2 separate regions of the Homo sapiens genome follow, and region 1 is linked to region 2. A link is a contact called in ENCODE Hi-C or POLR2A ChIA-PET data. All regions are on one chromosome and are shown on one strand. Each heading gives the region's core, a stretch centred on a gene start or an enhancer-like site at or near the end of the contact. The rest is flanking DNA. Distances are from core to core; before and after follow the strand shown.

Region 1 (2,700 bases), core at 153-2,652, 470 kb before region 2:
CCTGCGCTGTAGCTTAGGCTATTCAGCAGAGATCTGCAGGCTCCAGCGGGCGTCGGACTTACAGAGGCAAATGTGACCATGTAAATTCCCAGGCCCACCCGTGACAGAGAGCCTCTGATTCAGCAGGCCTCCTTTGAGGCTGGGGATTTTAAACCCGCGTCCTGTGATTGGGATGGGGATTGAGGGCTATATTCAGCGCCTGGCCACCAGAGGGCGCAGCGGGCTGGGTTCAGCGGTACCCCTTTGAGATCTTGTGTCTCAAGACAGGTTGCTGTCATCAAGGATTTGCTGGTTAGACAACAGGCAAGGGGTGAGCTGGGTCCTCTTGGGCAGGAGCCTAGTAGGAAGACCGACAACAGGAAAGAGGCTCACATCTGATACTGGGCACATGGCTGGGCCTTGGTCCTCGTGCTCCCGGACTTCAGAGCTCAGAGGGGCCAGGGCCTGGCCTAGCCTGGAATCTGGATGGACCTCTTCTGCCCTGGGGCGCGCCGTTTACCCAATCCTGACCTCAGAGAGCGTCTGTCGTTCTGGTGGGAAAACCGAGACCCAGACAGGAACAAGGGCTCAGTGGCAACCGCTCTGCCTCCCAGCCCAGGGCTCTGTCTTGCCGGGGCTGGGGCACAGGGTGGACCCCAGGAAGTTCTGCTATGAGTCAGCTTCGAGTGCTCAGGGGACCGGACAGAGGCTGCTGGCCGGGGAAGGATGCCGGCCGGCGGTACCTACTTCCGCAGCTGTGGGTATCCCTGCCTGGTGATTCAGCTTCCCTCTGAGGGTCCCCAGGGGGCGCCGCCCTGGACTGGGAGGCTGGGGAGGATGCTGGGGCTACGGAGGGGCGATGGAGGTGCCTTAAGGGACCCCGTAATCCAGCTCTGCTGGATGCTGAGGTCCCACGAGATAATTGTGGCCAGAGATCAGGTGGGCGTAAGACTGGTCCTAGGATGGGGGCTGTGGGCCCCTCCTCACTACCCTGCTTCTTGAAGATAGCCTGGGCGGCTGTGCGGGATACCCCAGTGTCTCCAGCAATGCGCGTTCATCTCCATGGAGGGCTCGCCTTGGCGCTGGGTGGGGAGCGACTTGGTCCCCCCTGGCGGCGAAGAGAGGCTGACCACGCCAGCTCGTGGGGGGGTCTACTGGGCAGATGCGCAGGCCCCGGGCGGAGGAGGGCTGATGGGGGAAATGCCAGGCCGATGGGGGAGGGGCTGTGAGCGGGAGGCGTTGGGGCGGGGCAAGACCGCCCTCCCGGTCCGGGGGCGGGGCTTGGCCTGGGGCGGGGCTTGGCTGGGGTGCTCAGCCCAATTTTCCGTGTAGGGAGCGGGCGGCGGCGGGGGAGGCAGAGGCGGAGGCGGAGTCAAGAGCGCACCGCCGCGCCCGCCGTGCCGGGCCTGAGCTGGAGCCGGGCGTGAGTCGCAGCAGGAGCCGCAGCCGGAGTCACAGCCGCAGCCAGAGCCGCAGCCAAAGCCTCAGAGAGCAGGAGTTGGAGCGCAGGCCCTGCTGGATCCGCGCCTAGCTCGCCGCCAGGCACCGGCCGGAGGACGGGCCGTGGTGTCAGCTCACTGCCCGGGCGCTGTGGGAGGCAGCGAGCCCGCGACCCCCCGGGCCGGGCACCGCCAGGCGCGGAGCCCAGATCGCCCCCCTGCCAGGCCTGGTCACGGCCAGAGCACGCAGGAGTTCCCAGGGTCTGGATCTGCGCGCACCCTAATGACCTGGGGACTGAAGAGAAAAAAGGAACGAGGATTTCATCTAAAAGCATAACGTGGGCACTAGGCGAGGAGGAAAGTGGAGACCACCTGGCACGGGGCAGAGGTGCCTGGAGCCCACGCTTGAGCATCGGAGACCCTGGCATCCTAGCAGCCGCGACCTTGGCTCTGCCCTGTCTGAGCTGGAAACACAGCTTAGCTTCTAGACATCGCTGGCACAGGCCTGGCACAAGTAAGCAGTGTCCTCACCTGTCTGAAACGGGACACGGGGTCGGAGGAACCAGGATCTAGCCTGGCCCCAAGCGGAACTCTCTGGTGGCCCAGAGGTCGTCACTGGGGAGCCCGCCTCCTGCCCTAGCCTCACTGGTGCGGATGTGCCGCTGCCCGCCGGAGCACCATGATGGCAGGATGACCTCAGCCGAAGTAGGAGCAGCAGCTGGTGGTGCTCAGGCGGCTGGGCCCCCCGAGTGGCCCCCTGGCAGCCCTCAGGCCCTCCGGCAGCCTGGCCGGGCCCGAGTGGCCATGGCAGCACTGGTGTGGCTGCTGGCGGGAGCCAGCATGTCAAGCCTCAACAAGTGGATCTTCACAGTGCACGGCTTTGGGCGGCCCCTGCTGCTGTCGGCCCTGCACATGCTGGTGGCAGCCCTGGCATGCCACCGGGGGGCACGGCGCCCCATGCCAGGCGGCACTCGCTGCCGAGTCCTACTGCTCAGTCTCACCTTTGGCACGTCCATGGCCTGCGGCAACGTGGGCCTAAGGGCTGTGCCCCTGGACCTGGCACAACTGGTTACTACCACCACACCTCTGTTCACCCTGGCCCTGTCGGCGCTGCTGCTGGGCCGCCGCCACCACCCACTTCAGTTGGCCGCCATGGGTCCGCTCTGCCTGGGGGCCGCCTGCAGCCTGGCTGGAGAGTTCCGGACACCCCCTACCGGCTGTGGCTTCCTGCTCGCAGCCACCTGCCTCCGCGGACTCAAGTCGGTTCAGCAAAGTAAGTGCC
Region 2 (2,700 bases), core at 171-2,670:
GTGGGGAGACTCAGGCCTAGAGACACCAGGGGAAAAGAGCAAGGCCAGAGACCCACAGTGTGCCTGCCAGCCTTGGGGCCTGTACATCCTACTGGCTGTGGACTGACTCCCAATGCCCAGGGGAAATGATCACCCTGCTCCTCTTAAGCAGTAGAGACCTGGGCTTGGCCTTTGATCCCTGAAATCTCACAGTGGAGGCAGAGCAGAAGGAAACACCTCAGAATGGCCCTGGGGGCCCCCATTGGAGACACCTACCATCTGGTCCCTACTCTACACAGGCAGACCTCACCCTGCCTGCCACCTGCGGCCCAGCCCCACAGACCATGTGGTTGCTTCCCTGACATGGGAGGATGGGAGGGCTCCTCCCTGCCTTCCCTGAGGAGATGCCACCATCCAGCAGGAGTCTAGACCCCAGGACCACCCACTCCAGCCCTCCTCCATCCTACCCTCAGCCCTTTTCTTAGAGACAGGGTCTCACTATGTCCCCCAAGCTGGTCTTGAACTCCTGGGCTCAAGCAATCCTCCTGCCTTGGCCTCCCAAAGTGCTGGGATTACAGGCGTGCACCACCGGCACCCAACCATTCTACACCCTTTTGTCAGACAGAGCTGACAAAAAGCTCAGAGGCGGGCTGTGATGGTCAAAGTCACATAGCAAGACAGGGACTCCGAACGGGAATTTCCTGGTTGGGGGAGGATGGGAGGCTGCTGCAGAGTAAATGTTGGCAACCAAGTTCCCAACTCGGTTGCCCCTCCGAGTTGGCCCCCTTCCCCGGATCCTGCATATGGGAGGAGGCACCCAGAAAGTCTTCTTTCCCCCCAGGAGAAGGAAAAGAGACTTTCTGGAGCCTCCAGCCCTGGAACCGGGTCGGGGGGGAATTCCAGGAAAACATGAAGTGATGGGGGATGGGAAGTTGGGACAGGATTGGGAGTCATAGGCCACGAGAAGAGTTAGGAGACTGCGTCAGTGTGTCTGGGTGTCCGCTGTCGGACCGGGTAGGGGGAGCTGGGGAAGGGTTCGGAGTTCCAGGCCCCAAAGTCGGTGTCTCAGGCTTCCACGGTGGATGCTGGGGCCATCTGGGGCTAGGGAACAGGAGGGATGGTCCCGGCGCCAGGGGGAAAGCAGGGAGACTCGCGGTTCGAGGTGGTCTTGGGGCCGGGACGGACGGTGCTCCCATGGGGCCGCAGGGTTGGGGAACGATAGTGCCGGGGCTGGAGGCCGGCGTACTCACCTCTACCCGGGCGCGGGTTAGGCCGCTCAGACGGTTCCAGTCCGGCCGGTAGGCAGTGGCGGCTGTGGCTGGGGCCACAAGCGCCGCGAGAAGCAGCAGCAGCGCCAGCGGAGGCAACAGGAGGCTCATCGGGACCCGGCCGCAGATGATGCGCAAGCTGGAGGCGAACCTCCGAGTCGCTGCGCCACGTCTGGGCCCCCAGGCTGGCCCCGCCCCCGCCCCCGCCCCCACTCCCGCTAGAGGCCCAGTCCCGCTGGAGACCACGCCCCCAGCGCTCGGTCTCCGCCCCAGGACTCCCCGCCGTTACCTCCCGCTAGCTCAGGGCGAGGTCCTGGCTCCTCCCTGGCGTTTGGGCCGTCACTTTCCCAGGTCCGAGAGTGTCGACGCTCCTTTTGTCGACCGAGGATGTGGACGCTCCCCCAGGATGCGGCCAGGCAGCGCCACCTCACGCCGGCAGAGGGTGCCGGCGAGACGCTGAGGGACACTGGAGTTTCTGAGCCGAACCTGCGACTTTAAGATAGGGAAACTGGTAGGACATCCAAGAAAAAAAAAGGAAAGAAAGAAAGAAGAATAAATAAGGGAAACTGGCTTTCTGAGGACTCCTCGCTTTGGAGCGTGGGAGATGAGGAGTGAGGTTCGGTGGAGGGGGTGCGGCTTCTGGGAGCCACTGAGACCTACCAGCGTGTCTTCTTACCATCCACAGCTACTGCTGAGCAGACTTTCTGACCTGGGGTGAGGAAAGGAATTTGCTATTCAAAGGTGGGAAAATGCAAGGAGGGTTACAGCTGATAGGCCACAACAGGGTCTTAAATCAGCTGGGTTAAATTTATGGAGTCAGGATTTACTTTTTTTTTTAATGTGGCTATCCAATTCAATTAAAAATCTTGTCTTTTTCATTGCTACTCTGCCGCGTTACCTCTGTTATATATAAATAGGCAACCACGGCCGGGCGTGGTGGCTCACACCTGTAATCCCAGCACTTTGGGAGGCCGAGGTGGGTAGATCACTTGAGGTCAGAAGTTCGAGGCCAGCCTGGCCAACATGGTGAAACCCCATCGCTACTAAAAATACAAAAATTAGCTGGGCGTGGTGTGGGCGCCTGTAATCCTAGCTACTTGGGAGGCTGAGGCAGGAGAATCACTTCAACCTGGGAGGCAGAGTTTGCAATGAGCCGACATCCTACCACTGCACTCCAGCCTGGGCGACAGAGACTGTCTCAAAAATAAATAAATAAATAAATAGGTAACCATATAAATATATGGGAGTCTACTTCTGAATATCATACCCTATTCTAGTCCTTCAGTGGGTTTGTCTAACTACGCTGTCTTATTAACTATAGCTTTATAGTCAGACTTGACATCTGGTTGTGTGTTGGTCCTCTAGCTTTGTTCTTTCTTTCTTTCTTTTTTTTTTTGAGACGGAGTCTCGCTCTGTTGCCCAGGCTGGAGTTCAGTGGCCTGATCTCGGCTCA

The links. A loop is a pair of places that touch in the nucleus more often than their neighbours do. ChIA-PET counts read pairs that join two places held with the same protein, here RNA polymerase II (POLR2A). Pooled maps may share reads with other maps.
Region 1: a map of naive thymus-derived CD4-positive, alpha-beta T cell shows a loop between it and region 2 (10-fold over the local background). The contact joins the promoter of SLC35E4 here to the promoter of SELENOM in region 2. A Hi-C loop is called at or near these places in 1 of 168 maps with a recorded cell type or tissue (naive thymus-derived CD4-positive, alpha-beta T cell) and 14 of 50 pooled maps. POLR2A ChIA-PET finds 5 or more read pairs at or near these places in 3 of 52 experiments (AG04450, CD4-positive, alpha-beta memory T cell and WTC11).

The regions. Positions count from the first base shown.
Region 1 is chr22:30,634,379-30,637,078 of GRCh38, forward strand. SLC35E4 (solute carrier family 35 member E4) reads left to right here and starts at 1,403. Exons shown (of 2, transcript NM_001001479.4): 1 at 1,403-2,691. The coding sequence starts at 2,073. RefSeq lists an enhancer at 125-829 and a silencer at 1,161-1,610.
Region 2 is chr22:31,106,148-31,108,847 of GRCh38, forward strand. It overlaps SELENOM (selenoprotein M), which reads right to left and starts at 1,421. Exons shown (of 5, transcript NM_080430.4): 1 at 1,230-1,421. The coding sequence starts at 1,358. It overlaps LOC105372995 (a long non-coding RNA gene), which reads right to left. Exons shown (of 3, transcript XR_938163.3): 2 at 1,924-1,956; 3 at 1,489-1,739. It overlaps LOC124905100 (a long non-coding RNA gene), which reads left to right and starts at 1,735. Exons shown (of 2, transcript XR_007068063.1): 1 at 1,735-1,961. RefSeq lists an enhancer at 105-877.